7 separate regions of the Homo sapiens genome follow, and regions 1, 2, 4, 5, 6 and 7 are each linked to region 3. A link is a contact called in ENCODE Hi-C or POLR2A ChIA-PET data. All regions are on one chromosome and are shown on one strand. The core of a region is the stretch at or near the end of the contact, and the rest is flanking DNA. Distances in the headings are between cores, read along the strand shown. Region 1 holds the start of TAF1A (TATA-box binding protein associated factor, RNA polymerase I subunit A). Region 2 overlaps MIA3 (MIA SH3 domain ER export factor 3). Region 3 holds the start of DEGS1 (delta 4-desaturase, sphingolipid 1). Region 4 has its middle 17 kb from the start of LBR. Region 5 holds the start of SDE2 (spliceosome associated SDE2). Region 6 holds the start of MIA3 (MIA SH3 domain ER export factor 3). Region 7 holds the start of LBR (lamin B receptor).

Region 1 (2,700 bases), core at 102-2,601, 1.6 Mb before region 3:
TATCAGTTACTTTCTGTACATCTTAATCCACAGTCTTCTGAGTTGTACAGAAAAACGGCTATCTTTTTATCTAATAAATATAATTTGATTAGCAAAATGCATTATACCTGTCAGCTCTTTTAAAGTAAAAAATGAATTTAACTATGTCAGCAACAGCCAAAATGAATGATCCATTAAAGACCGAACCACTAATGTTTCAAGTCCATGTAAAGATAAATAAGATACTGCCCCTCTAATTTAAAAAATCTCAAGTCTAGACGAAGAAACAGCAAAACGTATAATAACAAAACAATATGAAAAGTACAGTAAGAATAGAAGTAGCAGCTAATATTTATTAGGCCCTTACTATGCACTAGAAGTATAAATTATCTAATTTAATCCCCACAGCAATCCTGAGGTGGGTACTATTACTTTCTTCCATGTGAAGGTTGAAAAAACTGAGGGGCTTAGTGAAATGATGGAACCTGCCTAACATCACAAAAAATGGTGAGGACGATAGTCTAGGAAATAGAACACCAAACTACTTGGCATGACTAGAATTCGAGGTGCGTGTGGAGGAGGGGTGCGGAAGGTGAGAAACGAACCTAGAAAAATCATCATAAGCCAAGGTGAGTTTAGACTTACTCCTAAAGATGCTCAGGGCCCCTTCCTCATTACCCATATGAAATCGAGTATTAGTGCCCCTGATACTACCTCCAAATTTCCCCTATTTCCCCTCTTCAATCCTACAGCACTACTCTAGTTCAAGACCCCTTCAAACAGTGCCTAGATTACCGCATCAGCTTTCTAAACAATTACCCTGGCTCAGATTTTGCATCTCTGCATTATACCCAGAGTAAACCTTCTAAATTCAAAGCATGTGGCTAGGAGTATGAATTATAAGTAACAACTGAATTTGAATCCGACCCATCACGTGTTTTCAGGAGTAGTTACACAAATCCTCCCTTTCCAAATCCTCAAAAACCCAAATTGGTGACCCGCAGTTGCCACGGCAACCAAAGCTTCTCTATCCCCTTCTTTCGTTTTCAGACCCCAAGGGTTTCAGGTATTAGGAGGAAATATCAGGAGAACATGGATGAATCCTGACACACCCCTTCCCGTTCCATTTAAACGCAGGAACCACGGGCGATATCTGCGGCACTTACCCGCCTAAATTTAGAGCTCCTCAGTAAAGCTAAACTCAGTCTCCGACTCCGGCCCACGTGAAGAAATTCCCACCGGAAGACGAGTTAGGAGAGCTTTATATGAGCAGGCGCTAAACCTGGTTTAGGTATTTAGGCAGCGCGCGGCCCGGCTCGTAACTCCTCCTGCTGCAGCAGGCGTATCGTTGGCCTCGCCTCGACCCCGGAAGTGACTTCTGGAAGTGACCCAGGAAGTGACAGTGAGCTGCCTCTCTGCGATTGGTTTTGCCCGAGTTTTATTTTTGTCTGTCTCAGCTAGAAAGTGGGAGACTTTCATTTAAAATGGAAATTGGGGCGAGGGGTTGGCGGCTGGGCGAAGGGAGCATTCAAAAGCGGAGAATGTCACTTTACCCGAGAAATTCACTACGATGGGCCATTGGTTTCTGCTCGGCTCGCAGGCGCACTGCACGAGTGGAGGTGTGGCTAGTGGCTGTGATGAGATAAATCCATGCATAGCCTTTTCATTGCGAGCTTGAAAGTTCTTTTCTATTACAGTTTTAGCTTTAGGTTTAATTGGTTCGACTGCCTTCTCCACAATTTGGGCGAGAATTTCCTTTGCCTTCTCAGCAAAAGTTGTTCTGCGGACCCGTCTGGGTCAACTTTCATGAGGGACATTGAGACAAACAAATGAAATATGGGTTAAAGGTAAGATGGTTAAACCGTGTGAAATGAGAGACAGTTGAGGGGTTCTAGGGAAGATGATCCCGGAAAAGGACTGCAGGCCCATGGAAACGCAGTGTGCTTCTCCAATATTTGGAGGGCTGATCAGTGAAAGAAGGATCAGACCCTTTTTCTTAGCAGCAGAGAACAGAACTAGGACTAATAAGTGAAAGGTAAAGGGAGGCTGCTTTCAAGTCACAGCAAGAAAGAATTTTGTCCACAAATGAGGATGCACAAATATAGCATAGGCTCCCCCAGGAATCACTGAGTTTCCTCTGTGTAGGTGAACAGTTTGAGTAGAATCGGAGTATCGGAGAGGAAATTAAAGGGTCTGGTAAGAGTTTGAGGCCGGGCGCGGTGGCTCATGCCTGTAATCCCAGCCCTTTGGGAGGCCGAGGCAGGCGGAAAGTTTGAGCTCAGGAGTTCGAAACCAGCCTAGTCAACATGATGAAACCCCGTCCCTACAAAATAAAAATAAAAAAAAATAAGCTGGGGTGATGATGCATGCCTCTAGTCCCAGCTACTCGGGAGGATGAGGTGGGAGGATCACCTGAGCCCAGGGAGGTCGAGGCTGCAGTGAGCTGTGATCACCCTACTGCACTCCAGCCTGGGCGACAGAATGAGACCCTGTCAAAAAAAATTTTGTACATGGATTCCTTAAAATGCTACAAATAGTTGATTCTATGTTGTCTTCTGCATAAAACAATATGCAGTAGTTAAGGACTTGCAAGAAAAGTTCCTTCTGCTGCTCTCTCTGTCATTAGTTCTTGAGTCCTCACTCAAGCTTGTGCTCTAACTCTACAGGCAGGGCTAACATAAATTATGCGTAGTCCAGGAGACCACACACAAAATAACATAC
Region 2 (2,700 bases), core at 188-2,687, 1.5 Mb before region 3:
GTAGTAGAAACTTGTTTTTCAATTTCATGGAGATAACATTTTAAAACTTGTCATCTCAGTAGCTGTGTGGTTTTAAGGCCCACAACTGGTTTTAAGAGTACTGAGGTGGTTGGAGGCATAAACTGACTAAGGCCATGAAAGAAAACCACAACTGGTTTTGAGAGTACTGAGGTGGTTGGATCCATAAACTAAGGCCATGAGAGTGGAGGCTATAGTGTTGCAGTGTTTACTGATGAGGAAAATGTTTCTAGATGCCCTCTCTCAAGTTGGATATTGCTTGTGTAGTGGGTGTTTTAAACCACACCTGGTAGTAGATTCTGGAGGAGAATAGGAGGGAATCTTTCTGAATAAGACACTAAGCCCAGATGGAAGAAAGAGCTTTATCTCACATGTTTCTTCTTGCTCAATAATGGCATGTATAACATGTTTATTGTACAAATGGGAATTCACTTTTTCAGTCTTAAGTTTGCAGTTCTCTTAAAAGTCAGTCTAATCCTTTTCTGTTTTTGTTTGTTCTTTAAATGTTTGAACATGACAATTGTTTAGTTTTGGGTAAATCAAGAAAATATAGATTTAAAAAGCAAGGGAAGAAAAAGCAATGAAAGAAAGCCTTTTGTTTTTTAGGTGACCGGAATGAGAAGATGAAAAATCAAATTAAGCAGATGATGGATGTCTCTCGGGTATAATCGTTTTTAGAGTCCCATAATTGCCTGTGAATACTTTTACTATGCCTCACTTTTATGAATACTTGTCTCTTCTGCAATTTTTAGACACAGACTGCAATATCGGTAGTTGAAGAGGATCTAAAGCTTTTACAGCTTAAGCTAAGAGCCTCCGTGTCCACTAAATGTAACCTGGAAGGTAGGTTGCTTCTTGAGAAGAAATTGCTATATATTGGAAAGATACAAAATTGCATTAGAAAGATAAAGAGCGGCTTCCTGCTTTCATACTTCTCATTTCTCTCAGCACCAGCCCCCAACCAAGTTCTCAAGTTCTTGTGCACACATATGGAACTCAAATGTTTTATCCTTTACAGACCAGGTAAAGAAATTGGAAGATGACCGCAACTCACTACAAGCTGCCAAAGCTGGACTGGAAGATGAATGCAAAACCTTGAGGCAGAAAGTGGAGATTCTGAATGAGCTCTATCAGCAGAAGGAGATGGCTTTGCAAAAGTAAGATTATCATCATTTACTGTTAACTGTATTGTCATGTCAGTAAATAAATGTGTACTAATATAGATAATGTTATCGTTTTTCAGGATTGTACTCTTTTGCATCTGTAATTAGTATAAATTTGTCTTTCTTTCTTTCTGCTTTGTTTCTCATAAGCTGCATTTTTCTTTCCTTTCTAACCAGTAGTCAAAAACTGTTGCCTGTAACTCACTTAAGGGGGAGCAGTGTACTGGTACTGACGGTCGCTGCTGTGGGAGTGCTTCTCTTTTGAAGATCTGGCCATGCCTTGTCTGTGGCTCCGCCACTTGTTTCACTTTCCTTTCTTTGTGGTCAATTATGTAATTTCCTTTAAACAGTCTGAGGGATTTGTATGACGTGTTTTAGTAGAATAAAAACTTCAAAAAAGGAAAATTTACTTATTGAAGGTACATTTAGTTTTGGACTTCACAGAGTAAAATATTCAAACTAAACATAATTGTGGCAAAGATATTAGGAGTTTTGAATGTAGAACTATTTGGTGTGTATATTTAGATAATAATCCTCTGAAATACATATCTCAAATTTCGAGCGAGGTACCTTTTGAGAGGTATATTTTTATAGTTCAAGTTTTTTGTCCACAAAAACATCTGAATTCTCTAAAAATAGGTTATCTGTGGCAGTTGCTATTTGTGTTTGCTCTTATGTTTTACTCTTTGGTGTATATGGCAGTGTGTGAGGAGGCCTCTCTTGCTAAGCAAATTTAACTTTTTTAAATGCTTAGACTGCTACTGCTGTATGCCATTAAATATTGAAACCATACCATTAACTTTTTCTCTAATTCTTTGCTCACCAGGCAGCCAGTTTAGATTTTCCAGGTTTTGTTCAGGCCAGCTCTAAATAAATGCCTGTCCTGCTTCAGAGAGACATTCCTCATTTCATTACTTTTTAAAAAAGAGCACTTCTCTGCCTCCAATAGTAATGTGAATTACGTAAATGGCAACTGTTTTTCTTCGTGATACAGTTAACCCATTGATGTGGCAGTGTTTTATTCAACTTCCCCAAAATTCATTCAGTCTCCATGTGTGGTTTGTACTCTACTGTCCACCCCTAAAGTCACTGTGTTAATTCAGGCCCTTGTCATCTTTTATGCCAGTCCCCTAGCTAATCACGTATCTCCAGACTTTCTTTCCCTTTTTTTTTTTTTTTTTTTTTTTTGAGACAGAGTCTCACTCTGCCGCCCAGGCTGGAGTGCAGTGGCGTGGTCTCAGCTTACTGCAAGCTCCGCCTCCCAGGTTCATGCCATTCTCCTGCCTCAGTCTCCCGAGTAGCTGGGACTACAGGCGCCCGCCACCATGCCCGGCTAATTTTTTTTGTATTTTTAGTAGAGATGGGGTTTCACCTGTGTTAGCCAGGATGGTCTCAATCTCCTGACCTCGTGATCCACCCGCCTCGGCCTCCCAAAGTGCTGGGATTACAGGTGTGAGCCACCGCGCCCGGCCAAAGAATATACTTTAATGCAGGTTCAGTGAGTTTACTTTTGTATGAA
Region 3 (2,715 bases), core at 114-2,613:
AATCTAAATGAGGTCAACACGTTGCAATTGGTTGGTATGTCTTTTAAACTCCTTTTAATCTACAGGTTTCTCTTTTTTTGCCTTGAGTTTCATTTATTAGAGAACCCAGACATTGTCCCATATAGTCTCCCAGAGTTGGATCTTGCTAGTTTCATCCCCACGGCCTAGTTTAACACATTCCTCTGTCCTTTCTATTTTCTTTTTTTTTTCTTGAGAGGGAGTCTCCGTCTGTCCCCCAGGCTGGAGTGCAGTGGCTCCGTCTCAGCTCACTGCAACCTCTGCCTCCCAGTTCGAGCGATTCCCCTGCCTCAGCCTCCTGAGTAGCTGGGATTACAGGCGCCTGCCACTACGCCCAGCTAATTTTTTTATATTTTTAGTAGAGACGGGGGTTTCACCATCCTGATCAGGCTGGTCTCGAACTCCCGACCTCAGGTGATGGACCCGCCTCTGCCTCACAGAGTGCAAGGATTACAGACGTGAGCCACCGCACCCGGCCAAATGTCCTTTCTATTTTCTATAAATTAACAGTCAGATCTAGGGGCTCGATCAGATTTGTGTGTGTGTGTGTGCCGTGTGCGCGTGCACAGCATGTTCTTTGACTAGGAGGCACACCTGCTTTGGTTATCTTCTTTTTGTAATCTTTAAGTTGCTCTTTGATGTAGACGTGGTAACTAATGTTGAAACAAAATTAGTTTCGTTTCAAAACCTTTCTTTCAGGAAGAGGTTGTGGTTGATTACTTCTGCGACAGGTAGATGCAAGGTTGAGCAATCATCTCTTAACAGAAGTGGTCACACTAGAATAATTCAAGCACAACAACAAATCCCACATCATCACCCCCTCTTAATAATGGTGTTTTCTTTTTACTTGATTAGCTTTTAATTGTCACGCACTCTGCATTTTTTCCCTGAGGTATTATTTCCAGAAGGCAGCGAAATATGACTCAATGGCTAATTTGCTTTTTAAAAATTAAACAAAACTTAGGCCAGCTGCCATTTAAGAAGGGCTCCGGGGCCTCCAGACTCGGTGTGACCGTAGCCGTGCCCGGTGCTCCCCTCGCGGAGGCGTTAGGGCGGCAGGTTTATCTCACTTGAGACCATTCCTTCCTTTTTCATCTTCTCCGGGCTCCGGCGCAGCAGGCCGCAGGGGCGGGCACTCGCAAGAACGCGGCATCCTGGATGGTGGCCGAGTCACCGAAGCTCAGAACCCCGCGTCCCAGAATCGCTGAGAGCCGGCCCCGCACGGGGGCCTGGGAGCGCCACGCGCCCTCCACCCAGAGAGGCAGGCGGGCGGGCCGGGGGGGGCGGGGCCTCGGGACTCCGCCCACGCCTCCGTCTCCTCCGCGCTCCGCCACAGCCGGCCGACACCACACCAGCCGGGGAGCCGCCGCCGCCGCCGCCACCTCTGAGCAGCCGGCTGGGAGCGAGAGCCGACAGCTAGTCTGCAAGCCACCGCTGTCGCCATGGGGAGCCGCGTCTCGCGGGAAGACTTCGAGTGGGTCTACACCGACCAGCCGCACGCCGACCGGCGCCGGGAGATCCTGGGTGAGGGCCAGCGGGCGCCCCGTTATGTGCGTGCGTGGCCTCCCGGCGCCGGGGCGCGCTCTCCCCTCGCGGGCCCTGCGCGGTCGTGGGCGCCGGAGGCCCGTTAGCAGCCTGCTCCCCGTCGCGTCCCGTCGCCGCTCGGGCCGCCAGCCCGCGGGTCAGCGCGGGAGAGGCTGGGCGAGGAGCGGGGGGAGGGACGGGTCCTCGGAGCCGCGCAGCTCCGACCCTTCCGCGAAGAGGCGCAGGCGCGTCCCCGAGCGCGGGAGTCCCCGCCAGGCCCACGCCGGCCGGTTGGGGCGAAGGGTGTCCCCGGCTGTGCCAGCCTTGAGTAGATCTTTTCGCTAGAAGATTCCTGTGCCCTCAGGTGGGCGCCCTTTCCTCTCACCACTCCCTCTCCTCCGGAGCGGGCCGAGGTGAGCGGGTGCCGGCCTTGGGGCTGCCTGAGTGCTAGGCAGGGTGTGGTCCTGGGCATCCTTGGGCCTACCAGCGAGCCCTGCTCAGGGTGTCGGGCGCCGGCGGGCAGTACTGGCGGGGGCGGCCGCAGTCCCGGCCTTGGGCCCGTTAAGGGGGCCGGCGTCCCTCCATATGCCCCCCGGGGCTTCTCGGACTTGATGGGCCCTGGTCGGTTCACGCCGCTTGTCCCATTGATCCTCACGACAAGCCTGGGACGTAAGAACGGCGGATTCGTAGGCATTTTTCATCCATCTCGGTTTTGTGGATGAAAAGACTGAAAATGGAAGACTTGCCAAATAAGGAAAATATGTGGCGTGGCCTGCTGGTCCCCTGACAGCTAATTGAGAGGCCTTAACTCTCCAGAGGATTCGGGCCTTCTGTGTTACATAGAGAATGCTCATCTCTCCCAGGCTACTCCTAATATGCTAGGGATTGTGTGGAATGCTTTACAAACATTACCCAATTTCATCCTCTTGGTAATTCTACTTGGTTGGTATTATCGCTGTTTTAAAAAATGAAATAAGAACGCGTGACTAAATGCTAGGGGGATTCTAATGCGCATTCGGTTGCCTCTTCCAGAGCACGTGTTTGTTTTTTGTTTGTTTGTTTTTTGAGACTGCACGTGTTTGTTTTTTGTTTGTTTGTTTGTTTGTTTTTTGAGACTGAGTCTCACTCTGTTGCTCATGCTGGAGTGCAGTGGCGCGATCTCCACTCGCTGCA
Region 4 (2,700 bases), core at 31-2,530, 1.3 Mb after region 3:
GTGCCCATGTGCGCTAAATACACATGATCAGCCTATTGCTGTTTGGCCAGCTGTCTTTTTTTTTTTTTTTTTTTTTTTTTTTTTTGAGATGGAGTTTCGCTCTTTTTGGCCAGGTTGGAGTGCCATGGTGCAATCTCAGCTTACTGCAACCTCCACCTCCTGGGTTCAAATGATTCTCCTGCCTCAGCCTCCCAAGTAGCTGGGATTACAGGCATGCACCACCATGCCAAGCTAATTCTGTATTTTTAGTAGAGATAGGGTTTCACCATGTTGGCCAGTCTGGTCTCGAACTCCTGACCTCAGGTGATCCGCCTACCTCTGCTCCCGAAGTGCTGGGATTACAGATGTGAGCCACCATGCCCAGCCACCCAGCTGTCCTTTTAGGACACTTTCTGTACTCTCTGTAATAACAGAAGTCCCACACCAGGGCTGACTTTATAGAACCCTAGTTCCAAACTCTCTTAGTTCTGTCAGGAAAGCATTTGCATTTTTTTTTCTCCCCCGAGACAGGGTCTTGCTCTGTCACCCATGCTGGAGTGCAGTGGTGTGATAGCTCACTGCAGCCTCAAACTCCCCCAGCTCAAGCAATCCTCCCACCTCAGCCTCCCAAGTAGCTGAGACTACAGGCATAAGCCACCACACCTAGCCAGAAAAACTCTTTCTTTCTTTCTTTCTTTTTTTTTGAGATGGAGTCTTGCTCTGTCACCCAGGCTGGAGTGCAGTGGCTCGATCTTGGCTCACTGCAATCTCTGCCTCTCAGGTTCAAGCAATTCTCCTGCCTCAGCCTCCCAAGTAGCTGGGATTACAGGCATGCGCCATCACGCCCAACTAATTTTTGTATTTTTAGTAGAGATGGGGTTTCACCATGTTGGCCAGGCTGGCCTCGAACTCCTGACCTCAGGTGATCTACCAGCCTTGGCCTCCCAAAGTGCTGGGATTACAGGCGTGAGCCACCGCACCCGTGCCAGAAAAGCTTTTTTCTTAATAGCTCCCCTGGGAACCTCAGTTCTACCACCGAAGGTATACAATCACTCCAACAGATAACAAATCGACATTGTCGTGCATAAATGTAGAGCTGATCCGTATTTCATGTCAAAGGCCTGGACTGTGTGAAATTGGCTGGTATTTGTTCCAGAAGCACTTGTTCATGTTGAAGATGGGGCAGTTCTGAGTGGGTTAGCAGGCTGACGAGCTTGGCTCAGAAGCCGCTCACTATTGTTTGGGCTTTGCTTTTGACTTCACATCCTGAAATAAATGGTCGTTGCAGACCAGGCACGTGAGCAGGAAGTGGGCAGGGCTTAAAACACAGAGAAGTCATAACCTCTGCGGTTTGGTTCATGTTGTAATATGAAAACCAGGAAGCTTATCTTGCAGGAGGCTGATGTGTAAAAGTTCAGAATGGAGTGGAGCCCTCCCTCTTGGCACCCTATGCGCGGAGTCACCCTTTGTCTGCCACAGGAAGCACCCAGGTCCTGGCAGCTAGAAAACTGTAACAACTTGGAAACATTTCCCAAAATGTCATCATGGCATCAAAATGAGACAATCAATTTCTTGCAAAATTGTTTGCAAGAATACAATTTGATCAAAAGTAGAGTTAGACTTTTTTTTTTTTAAGACAGTTTCGATCTTGTTACCTAGGCTAGAGTGCAATGGTGATCTCTGCTTACTGCAACCTCTGCCTGCCAGGTTCAAGCGATTCTCTGCCTCAGCCTCCTGAATAGCTGGGACTACAGGTGTGCGCCACCATGCCCAGCTAATTTTTGTATTTTTAGTAGAGACGGGGTTTCACCATGTTGGCCAGGCTGGTCTGAAACTCCTGACCTCAGATGACCTGCCTGCCTCGGCCTCCCAAAGTGCTGGATTGTAAGCGTGAGCCACTACGCCCAGCCGAGTTAGACTTTCTCTAAGAACAGCCCCTCTGTGTGTTTTAACTTAAGTGAGAAACAACATGGGTGAGTCAGTGGTTGAAGGCAAGAGAGACACGGGAGAGACACTGATGCCCTGTCCATCCCTTCTCTGGGCCTCAGGGCATTCCAGCAGGTAGAGAACTCCACCCTCCTGCCTGCCTATCAGTCTGCTTGGTCTTGAAAGTCTGCTGCACAGAGTGGGTAGTGGCCATCTGAATCAGTGCTAACACAAAAGCTAGACAGCAATGCTTACAGGCTAGCCAGGAAAATGTTTTTACCAGAAAATTGCTTGAGAAGAGAACACAGAGTTTCAGTAGGGACATGACGATTGAGGATGGAAATGCTTGGTGAAGCAGAACATCCTGGCGTAGCCACAAGAAAACACAATAACCTTAAGGCAGTCACTCGAAGGCATCCTGGAGCCCCAGGCAGGGAGCATTTCACTTCACCAAGGCGTCTGGGGCCATCAAGTGGGAGAAAAAACTGAAGCCTAAAGCTCCTGCTACTGCTCTCTGAGCTCCCAGATCCCTGTACCTGACACCTGCCACACCTGGCTCGGCAGGTAACTAAGACTGGAAGAACCAGATGAGGAGTGGCTCTGCCACACTTATTTGAGAAAATGTCTGAGTAGTATCTGTCCAGCTAGGTCTTCCTGAGTTTCCCATGGCTCTTAAAGATTAGACATCATTAACTGAGTTTCCCAGCAGCACACCTGCCTGAGGTAGATTACAGTGTGGACTATTCCCTGTGAGAAGCTTCCTGCAGCATAGCGCCAGGGAAGGGCTAACCAAGA
Region 5 (2,700 bases), core at 149-2,648, 1.8 Mb after region 3:
GGTGAAACCCCGTCTCTACTAAAAATACAAAAATTAGCCAGGCATGGTGGCGGGCGACTGCAATCCCAGCTATTTGGGAGGCTGAGGCAGGAGAACCGCTTGAACTCAGCGAGGCGGAGGTTGCAGTGGGCCGAGATCACGCCATTGCACTCCAGCCCGGGCAACGGGAGTCAAACTCCGTCGGGGGTGGGGGAGGGGGAGAAAAGAACACTGTACTCATGAAATAAGAATTATTTTCAAAGGAATTAGAATGCAATTATTTTCATGGTCAAAAACAGTTGTGCTTACAGTTTTTAGACTGGATTACAGAGCAGGAAGGAAAACATGGAAAGTGAAAAACCGTATTATTTGCAAACACACATTGCTTCTTCACGGAATCGATCCAAGTCTCTTAAAATTTTGGTCTAGACTGCAGTGTTAACATTTGTTAAGCTTATAAATAGTAAGCAGAGGAAATAGCCGAGGAAAGCACGGATGAGGTGCGGAAAGAACAGAGTTCTAGATCAAGTGCCAACATTAAAATTAGATTCAGGGAAACCACTAAATTCTTTTGACAACTGAACAGGTTTAATATCTTATAGCTGGTAAAAGCTTACTTACTTGAAAGTTCAGTAAAAGCTCACGTGTAACTCTGGAAGTCCCTGGTAGGTTTTCACAAATATGCACGGACAAATGAGACCATCAAATTAATAGTGAACACTTCTACGTAACAGGCCCTAAGAACCCAGGCCCTCAACAGGACACACGTGTGAATGCTTGGTCACAACGACTGACCAGAAGAATCAATTTTCCTTCCCAATCATCCTTTGGCCTGGGTTTGGATATGACATACTTCTCTAGGCTGGGGCTAACAAGGCTGTGTGATGAGTGGACAAAATACACGTCACATAACCATAGTAAGAAGGTGAAGACTGGAGCCTTAAAAATCAGCCGGCCCAACTGCCAGAAGACCATTATATTTACGGATAAAGAAAGAGAAACAAAGTATTTGTAACTGTGAGCGGGACTAAGTGCCTGTAACAGTTTTTTTCTCCCTCTTGGTGGGAAGGCAAAACCACCACCACAAAAGAAAAGCAAAGGAAGGTCTCAGTAACAATTCGAAGCACCTTAACACTGAGGAACTCTCAGCCTCAACGAGTGAAAACCCCAGAGAATAAACGTACCCCCGCCCCGGACAGACCTACTCCGCACCCAGCGCTGCCACCTGTCTGCCTCTTTCTCCTTCCTAACAGGAACCGAAATCCTCACCTGATCTTGGCAGTGCCGGTGGATAAAATCCCGGACGGTGCACCGACCCGAGGCACACCGCACCGCCTTGCACCCGAAGCCAGGGCCGCGAATCCACACCAGCGCCGCGGCCTCCGCCATGTCACCGACTACCCGAACCTCAAGCCTCTCTGAGACACCAGGCGCCGCAACTCGCCCGGCGCCTCTTGATGACGCGAGCATCTTCCAACGCCCCGCCCCTCACGCTTCCGTTCACCCCTCCCCTCCCCTGGGGCGGGTCAAGTGAGCCGGGCGGCGGGGCGGTGCGGGCTGGGGGAGGGGAACAGGAAAGGCCTGGCGGAGGCAGATAAGGCGGCAGAGCACGGGGCGAGGCGTTGCTAGGAGAAGTTGCTAGGGCGGGGCTCGAGGGACCGGCTATAAAAGGCTGGCGCTGGGTTAGGTTTCGAGCTTCCTGGCCGTAAGCGATAAGGCTTTAACTGAGAACCACCTTGTGCTGTAGGCTTTGGCCCTTTTCCTCACATCTGTGTAGTTATTTTTGGGTCGCGGAGAATTGTGGCCCGAGAAGGCTCTGCTCCTTGAGAGTGTGGGGAGAGAAGCTGCAGTCCCGGAAGCGGTTTTAGGGGGCCGCTTCCTTGGCCTAGAGGAGCTCCCCAACCCGAGGGGGCAAGGGAAACGACCCCCAGGAGGCCCCTAAACAGTGGCCGGCGTGGTTTCTCCTCCAGCTTTACAGAGCCTTCTCTTCCCCTCCAGAAACAGCCAACCTCCGGGTTTCTGCCTGCCACGCACGGTTTATTCTTATTTCCGCCTGTTTGTGCACTGCGTTATCTCCACTTCAGCTCTGTTTTCAAAATATTTCACAGCAAGTGGGCTCTTGTGAAAGGCAGTGACAGGAGTGACGTTTATAGTCATGCTGCTTCAAAAAACCCTACCATAACTTTTATTCTGCACCATGGAAACACACTCGGACAGATTTGCATAACGTAACCTTAAGGCTCAGGGAATCCGAAAGAGTCCCTTAATATTTAACAGAATGAGATTATGGTATTTCTAAAACCCTGAACAATTCAAAAGCCACCAGTGTGAAGATAGGAAGGTTATTTGGAGATATCTGTGCCTGCTAAACACAAATGCATCGGCCCACAGAATTGCCTTCTCTGCTGTTAAAATGCTTGGCAAATGGAACTCCTAGCTGAGGGGGTAACAACAAAAAATTCAGAAATCGTTTAGCGGTGGCAGTATGTGCGAAAATGGAATTTCAAGGCCTGGGAAGTTAATAGATTCAGTGGTCTTTATTTCACACACGAGGGAAAGTTGGGGAGAGAAAGGGCCTCCATGGGGATGCCAGTAGATAAATAAAAATTACAAAAAAAAAAATAATAAAGATAGATTGTACTGGCCGGGCGCGGTGGCTCATGCCTGTAATCCAGCACTTTGGGAGACTGAGGCGGGCGGATCTCGAGGTCAGGAGTTCGA
Region 6 (2,700 bases), core at 14-2,513, 1.6 Mb before region 3:
TGTAGCCACTCTTCTCTGGGCTGACCTGCTCATGCAGTCCCCCGCTTTTTTAACTGCACATATAAATCATCCAGTTATAGTATGATTTAAATAAGATTTTGCTTCCCTGCTCAGAAAGAAAGTACAAAAATTGCTTGTTGCTTGATGGAGGCTTTACAGAGCTGTGATTAAAAAGGAGCATACTACCTGGGTTTGAATCTTAGCTCCATCACTCACTAGGTGTTTGAATGCCTTAAGGTAGTCATCTCTGAAATGGGGATCATAATAGGACCTACTACTCTAAGGTGCGATTGTTGTGAAGATTAATCTTAATTCTGGCATGAAATAAGTATAAAATGGAAGCTCATCACACTGTTATTAAATTAATTTACTTTTTTCCTATGGATATAGATCTAGGAATCTCAAGATCTCAGCCCAAGGACCATTACCCATTTCTATCAACGACCAAGCAGGCCACGGGCTCTGATTTATATCCTCAGCCCCCTATTCCACTCACCTCCCCCTTTCTTAATCAAAGAGCACCACGGGATGGTGCCCCCAAGGAAGCCCTGGGAGGCTGAAAAGGAGGGAGCCTGAAACCAGAGACTAACAGTGGCAAATCGCGGGTGGGATTTGGCAGTTCAGAAAAGGAGGTACCATGCCAAGAGTGGGGGTAGCGGGGTGAAGTAGCGGGGTGAAGTGGGGGGCTGGTTCGGGACAGGCCACAAACCAGAAACTGCGAGAAGGCGCCAGAAGGGACCTGTTGAGATGGCGCAGGGTTGGGGGACCCAAGCGCGCGGGGAGGGGTGAACTAAGAATGGAGTCACGCGGAGGTGCTGCGAGGGACTGGGGCAAAGGCAGGTGATTGGGCGAGGGAGTCCTGGTTGCCACGGCAGCGACCAGAGGAGAAGGCTTCGAGGAGAGGAGGAGGCTGCTGTCAGTCCTCCTCCTGGAGGTCTCCCGCATCCCTCCTAGAGCCTCTGCTGACGTGTCAGTCGGAAACTGCTCAGACCTTCGCGGGCGCCGCCCCTCTGCGCTTGTCTTCCCACATGCCCCCGGCGCTCCGCCTGGTCCCTGCCCGCGTCCCTGCCCCCGTCCCTGCCCCCGTCCCTGCCCCCGTCCCCGCCCCGTCCCCGCCCCCGCCCCCGCCCCCGTCCCCGCCCCCGTCCCCGCCCCGTCCCCGCCCCAGCCCCCGCCCCAGCCCCCCCGTCCCCGCCCCGTCCCCGCCCCCGTCCCGCCCCTCTGCGCCCGCCCCGGCCTCCTCCTCCGCGTCACCGGCTCCCCGAGGTGACCACAACATGGCTGCGGCGCCTGGGCTGCTCGTCTGGCTGCTCGTGCTCCGGCTGCCCTGGCGGGTGCCGGGCCAGCTGGACCCCAGCACTGGCCGGCGGTTCTCGGAGCACAAACTCTGCGCGGACGACGAATGCAGCAGTGAGTGCGCTGGAGGGGCGGCTGGCCTCGGGGCGGCTGGCCTTGGGGTCTCCGCCGGCCCCGGGGGTCTCCGCGGCGGCGCCGCCTGGGCTGTGCGGGGACGGGAGTTCCGCAGCCCCTGGCCGGCCCGGGGGTCGCAGGCGGGATGGGCTGAACGCGGGGGTGGGCGCGCTCCGGGTCCCTGTGTCTGCCTTCTCCCGCTCTGCCTGCGCCCGGCCCCTCGGGCCTGACCATGGGGGCTGCACCTCCCACTTGTTGCCAGCGTTTTATTTTTCCTCTGCTGAGGCGGGGGGTTGCTTGCGGTGGTCCCCGGCTTCCCCAATAGTGGCTCACAGCGTCCCCTTCCCACCCCCCCAATCCGCCTGGGCTCGGAGGGTAGATGTGGTTGCGCGCCGCGCGTCTGGGCTCCCCACGCCGCAACCAAAGCTTTCCTGCCCGCGCTGCGGGGACCTCGGTGGGTGCATCACCCCGGCAGATGCGCTAAGGGCTCGGTGGGCGTTTTCCCAGTGGCAGGTTGATGGTGGGGTTTGTTTGGAAAGGCTCCCTGGCGCTGCTCCTTTGCCCTTCTGCTTTATTGGGATTTGGGCTTGTACCGCCTTTTGAACAGGAATTGGGAGTTTAGGTTTGGGACGAGTCTGGAGTCCAAGCACTCATTGTATTCCGAGGTCTCTGCCCCGACTTTGATCAATCCTGTCGTTTCTGTGCTTGGAAGCCGCCTTGCAGACTGCTAGGCAGGACTGCAGGAAGACCAAAATCTTTCGCTCTGCAGAGACCGAGGATCTGCACCGGCCACCTGGGACCGGCAGCCTCCTCTTCTGTGCGCAGGAAGCGGAATTGCTCTCCAGTCTGGGATTGGAGGTGGGCGGTGGAGAGGGCACAGATCTTCAGGCTCAGATGAAGAAGGTTATTACAGGAATGACAGTAAATACTCCAAGGGTCTCATAAGCCAAGCTTGGTTTAGCCTTAGCCGCTTGCGTGTTGAAACCTCTTCCCTCTATGTTCGCCGGACCAGGATCATTTTAGGGCCTCCCAGACCGTCTCAACCTTGTAACTTACTGATAGCCACTGCAGAAACGGTTTTTCATACACTGTTAAGCAATGCCTATAGAAACGTATTCATTTTAAGAAGGCCAAGAACTCTATGGTTTAGCTATTTATATTCAAATTGATGTTATCAAAACCGAATTTCATAATATGAACTGTTTGTATCTCTACAACACTAATCAAGAAAAGAGATCTCTAATGAGTGTGAAGCCATTCCTAGAGATAACCCTGTGGTTGATGTAAATA
Region 7 (2,700 bases), core at 42-2,541, 1.2 Mb after region 3:
ACCCCGGGCCTTGCTCCGCGCCCTTTGCTTCATGAAGCAACAGAAAGGCCACCTTCCTGGCTGTAAAGGCAGAAGCGCCTTCTTCCCCATAAACATCCTTGGGCAGCTCATCATTCCCCTCCTGCTCGTTCTTCTCCCTCTTCCCAGGCAGCCTGAGAAACAAAACTTAAACTGGACTTGTTGCCTAATCTAAATTAGGATCCCTCTGCTCTTCTCCGTAGCTCCATCTTCTCCCACACACCAGTTACTACAATGCGTAACTACAGATCTACACGTGTTTACGTGCAAGGTCCCCGGGGGCCTGTTCACCCTGGCACTGCCCAGGCGCCGCGCCTCGCGCTGCAGGTGTCCACGCGCGGACCACGGTATCTACCGCGCCCTCGTGTGAACACCCGACCGGGCCCCGTAATCACTCTGGGAAAGCGCCTTCAACAAAGCCCTCCGAAAGCAAGTGCTTTACTAAGTGCCCCTTGAGGCTACTGGCAGTGCGAGGCTGGCTGTCATTAGAACATTTTTCTGAACCCTCAAAAAGGTGAAAAAGCAGGACCGTGCTTTAGCAGGAACACGCACACCCGCCTAAATACCCGATTTTTGAGACTGTCCGGGCGAAGGAATTCAACGCATAGGAGCGAGCAGCCATGCAGTGTGCCTGGAGAATCACCAAACCGCGACGACCACGACCCTCAAAGCCAGTGACAAGCAGCGCGAATCTAAGCCCACCTCGGCCGCAGACCCTTCCCCGTCCCGCCAGGCCGCCGCGCCCTGTCAGCCTCCTACTGCAGGACCGCGGGGCCGCCTGCTCATCTGTCAGACGGGCGCTCGGAGGGGCCGGGAGCCAGGCTGCGGTGGGGCAGGACAAAGGCGCCCACGAACCCTCCCTGCCGCCGCCGCTCCACAGCCGCGCCGCGCCGCCAACATGGAGGGAAACGTCCGCAGTTTAAAACCCCCAGCTCCATTTCCGCAGCGGGCCCGGCTCGGGCGAGCTCCAGCCTCGCCCGCCGCCGCCCCGACCACCCGACTGGGCCAGAAAAGGCGAGGAGGGGAGGAGACGAGGAGGCGAGGAGAGGAGGGGAAGGCCGCCGCGCCAGGCCCCGCGCCCAGGGTCCCCGGCCCGGCCGCTGCGCCGGCCTCGGGCTTCCTCCCCCAGCGGCCCCTCGAAGAACGCGCCGCGGGGAGCTGGGAGCAGGGCGGGGGTGGAAGCACTCACCTGCGCCAGGTTCCGGCGGTGACACGGACGGCTCCCGGAGAATAGTCGCACAGCAACCCGGCGGCAGATCCACGCGCGCGACGCTACCCGGCCGCGCTCTCGCGCCCCGCAGTCCCGCAAGCCGGGCGCGCGCCTCCCCGGCCCCGCCTCGCGGCGCTTCTCCCCTCCCCTCGCCTCCCCTCCCCACCGGCGAGGCCGCCCGGGGCTCCCATTGGCTCCTCGACCTTTTGAATCATCCCCGGCGCTGTCGATTGGTCGCGCGCCGTGGCGCGTCCGCCCCGCCCCACCCTGCCTGGGGGCGGGGAGGCCGGTGAGCGGGGGAAACCGAGTCTGGCGGGGCGGCCCGGAGCGCGACGTTTGCCACCGCCTTATCTCAGCCGCCCAGGCGCCCTCGCAGCACACGGAGCCCGCGCGCTCCCGCCCTTTCCCTCCCAGCGCTCGCAGCAGTGTTTGGGGTGCCAGGTGGCTTGGCGAACGAGATTTTTTTTTAAGCTACAAAGAAAACTAATACATTCTTGAAGTGATCACCAAAGATCCGAGCTCGAAAGCGTTTCTCGGTAAAACACTATGAGTGCCCTCCTTAGCGTGTTAAAATCCCACAGAAGCCCCTGGACCAAGCAGCGGCATCGAAGGCGAGCAGGGGCGCTTTTGTGTCCGCGGCCGCTGAACCTGCGTAGAAGCGAACCCGGACCGATGCTGGGACCGGCGGCGGGAGGGAGGGGGAAGAATGGCCGAGGGCTCCTACGACTTACGCTGCGAGGAGGGGCTCGGTTGTTACCCGAGATGCTGTCGAGATGCAGTAGAAAATCCCCAACACCGCGGAGCGTGGAACAAGAAGTTTTATGCGTTACACACCGAAACACAACTTGACCTGCAACCTACAAGCCTGGTTTTAATTGAACCCCAAAATGCTGAGTCATGTCATTGTTGACTCCGAATCTGTTACGGATCCTAAGCTTTTTTTTTTCTGCTAGTTTTCATTATCGGTTAGTTGATTTCCTTCCTTTGAGGTCGAGAGTTTAAAGCAGTCCATTGAAGTTCCCTATTTTGCAGTGTGGTTTTAATCAAAGTATTTCTTAACACCCTAACTAGGTATATTTAAGTGAATTGCTATTTTGGAAGCATTATTAAATTGTAATAATGAATAGAACTTTTCATCTATAGCCTAGCTTCAGCTTTCATTTTCTCATAGAACTACAAAACACCCAGGTTTACTTCTTAAAAAAAAAAAAGTGAAAATACATCGAGTTTTCTCAGTCATTCACATGCAGTGTGAATGAGTTCATCAGAGCCTTTCCTGAGAAGTTCTGACATCAAATTGTCATTGCCATCGAATTTGCCCTTGGTGGAGATCTGTGCAACAGAAATGCACATCGCACTCCAAAGTCAGAAAATCTTTTATTTTTGACAAACCCCCAAGTCTCAATTGTCTTAACCCTTGACATAAGATAATATTAGTCCTACCTCATAGAGTTTTGCAGTAAATTACACAG

The links. Hi-C counts contacts between places; a loop is a spot of excess contacts on that map. ChIA-PET counts read pairs that join two places held with the same protein, here RNA polymerase II (POLR2A). Pooled maps may share reads with other maps.
Region 1: a map with no recorded cell type shows a loop between it and region 3 (4-fold over the local background). The contact joins the promoter of TAF1A here to the promoter of DEGS1 in region 3. A Hi-C loop is called at or near these places in 3 of 37 single-sample maps with no recorded cell type and 4 of 50 pooled maps.
Region 2: a pooled map shows a loop between it and region 3 (6-fold over the local background). The contact joins the enhancer-like site here to the promoter of DEGS1 in region 3. A Hi-C loop is called at or near these places in 1 of 37 single-sample maps with no recorded cell type and 7 of 50 pooled maps. POLR2A ChIA-PET finds 5 or more read pairs at or near these places in 1 of 52 experiments (GM12878).
Region 4: a loop to region 3 is called in a pooled map, with 8 times the contacts of the local background. The contact joins the enhancer-like site here to the promoter of DEGS1 in region 3. A Hi-C loop is called at or near these places in 2 of 37 single-sample maps with no recorded cell type and 5 of 50 pooled maps.
Region 5: a loop to region 3 is called in a pooled map, with 9 times the contacts of the local background. The contact joins the promoter of SDE2 here to the promoter of DEGS1 in region 3. A Hi-C loop is called at or near these places in 4 of 37 single-sample maps with no recorded cell type and 9 of 50 pooled maps. POLR2A ChIA-PET finds 5 or more read pairs at or near these places in 2 of 52 experiments (A673 and activated T-cell).
Region 6: a map of CD4-positive, alpha-beta memory T cell shows a loop between it and region 3 (13-fold over the local background). The contact joins the promoter of MIA3 here to the promoter of DEGS1 in region 3. A Hi-C loop is called at or near these places in 1 of 168 maps with a recorded cell type or tissue (CD4-positive, alpha-beta memory T cell) and 5 of 50 pooled maps. POLR2A ChIA-PET finds 5 or more read pairs at or near these places in 1 of 52 experiments (activated B cell).
Region 7: a loop to region 3 is called in a map of naive thymus-derived CD4-positive, alpha-beta T cell, with 4 times the contacts of the local background. The contact joins the promoter of LBR here to the promoter of DEGS1 in region 3. A Hi-C loop is called at or near these places in 1 of 168 maps with a recorded cell type or tissue (naive thymus-derived CD4-positive, alpha-beta T cell), 6 of 37 single-sample maps with no recorded cell type and 16 of 50 pooled maps. POLR2A ChIA-PET finds 5 or more read pairs at or near these places in 1 of 52 experiments (activated CD4-positive, alpha-beta T cell).

Annotation. Positions count from the first base shown.
Region 1 is chr1:222,588,582-222,591,281 of GRCh38, forward strand. TAF1A (TATA-box binding protein associated factor, RNA polymerase I subunit A) reads right to left here and starts at 1,352. Exons shown (of 11, transcript NM_005681.4): 1 at 1,146-1,352. TAF1A-AS1 (TAF1A antisense RNA 1) reads left to right here and starts at 1,339. Exons shown (of 3, transcript NR_110613.1): 1 at 1,339-1,381; 2 at 1,677-1,826. RefSeq lists enhancers at 1,319-1,852, 1,853-2,385.
Region 2 is chr1:222,653,619-222,656,318 of GRCh38, forward strand. It overlaps MIA3 (MIA SH3 domain ER export factor 3), which reads left to right. Exons shown (of 28, transcript NM_198551.4): 16 at 625-680; 17 at 771-861; 18 at 1,037-1,175. Among named protein-coding and RNA genes, the nearest start is that of MIA3, 37 kb to the left of the region's middle. RefSeq lists an enhancer at 1,354-1,593. Within about 2 kb of position 1,438, at least 10 of the 41 ENCODE cell types and tissues checked have a DNase peak (open chromatin) inside an H3K27ac peak, as active enhancers do.
Region 3 is chr1:224,181,877-224,184,591 of GRCh38, forward strand. DEGS1 (delta 4-desaturase, sphingolipid 1) reads left to right here and starts at 1,364. Exons shown (of 3, transcript NM_003676.4): 1 at 1,364-1,542. The coding sequence starts at 1,461. RefSeq lists enhancers at 540-689, 543-1,373, 950-1,039, 1,374-2,203 and silencers at 1,190-1,389, 1,490-1,869, 2,030-2,109.
Region 4 is chr1:225,443,756-225,446,455 of GRCh38, forward strand. No RefSeq gene overlaps it. Among named protein-coding and RNA genes, the nearest start is that of LBR, 17 kb to the left of the region's middle. RefSeq lists enhancers at 881-950, 1,451-1,500, 2,396-2,700 and a cis regulatory region at 1,055-1,594. Within about 2 kb of position 1,281, at least 31 of the 41 ENCODE cell types and tissues checked have a DNase peak (open chromatin) inside an H3K27ac peak, as active enhancers do.
Region 5 is chr1:225,997,945-226,000,644 of GRCh38, forward strand. SDE2 (spliceosome associated SDE2) reads right to left here and starts at 1,399. Exons shown (of 7, transcript NM_152608.4): 1 at 1,249-1,399. The coding sequence starts at 1,368. RefSeq lists enhancers at 1,254-1,363, 1,884-2,033, 2,054-2,153, 2,234-2,283 and a silencer at 1,424-1,703.
Region 6 is chr1:222,616,834-222,619,533 of GRCh38, forward strand. It overlaps MIA3 (MIA SH3 domain ER export factor 3), which reads left to right and starts at 1,264. Exons shown (of 28, transcript NM_198551.4): 1 at 1,264-1,410. The coding sequence starts at 1,278. RefSeq lists a cis regulatory region at 1-256, silencers at 1,062-1,131, 1,302-1,561 and enhancers at 1,082-1,964, 2,245-2,304.
Region 7 is chr1:225,426,747-225,429,446 of GRCh38, forward strand. LBR (lamin B receptor) reads right to left here and starts at 1,292. Exons shown (of 14, transcript NM_002296.4): 1 at 1,208-1,292. RefSeq lists enhancers at 1-374, 375-1,046 and a silencer at 879-1,708.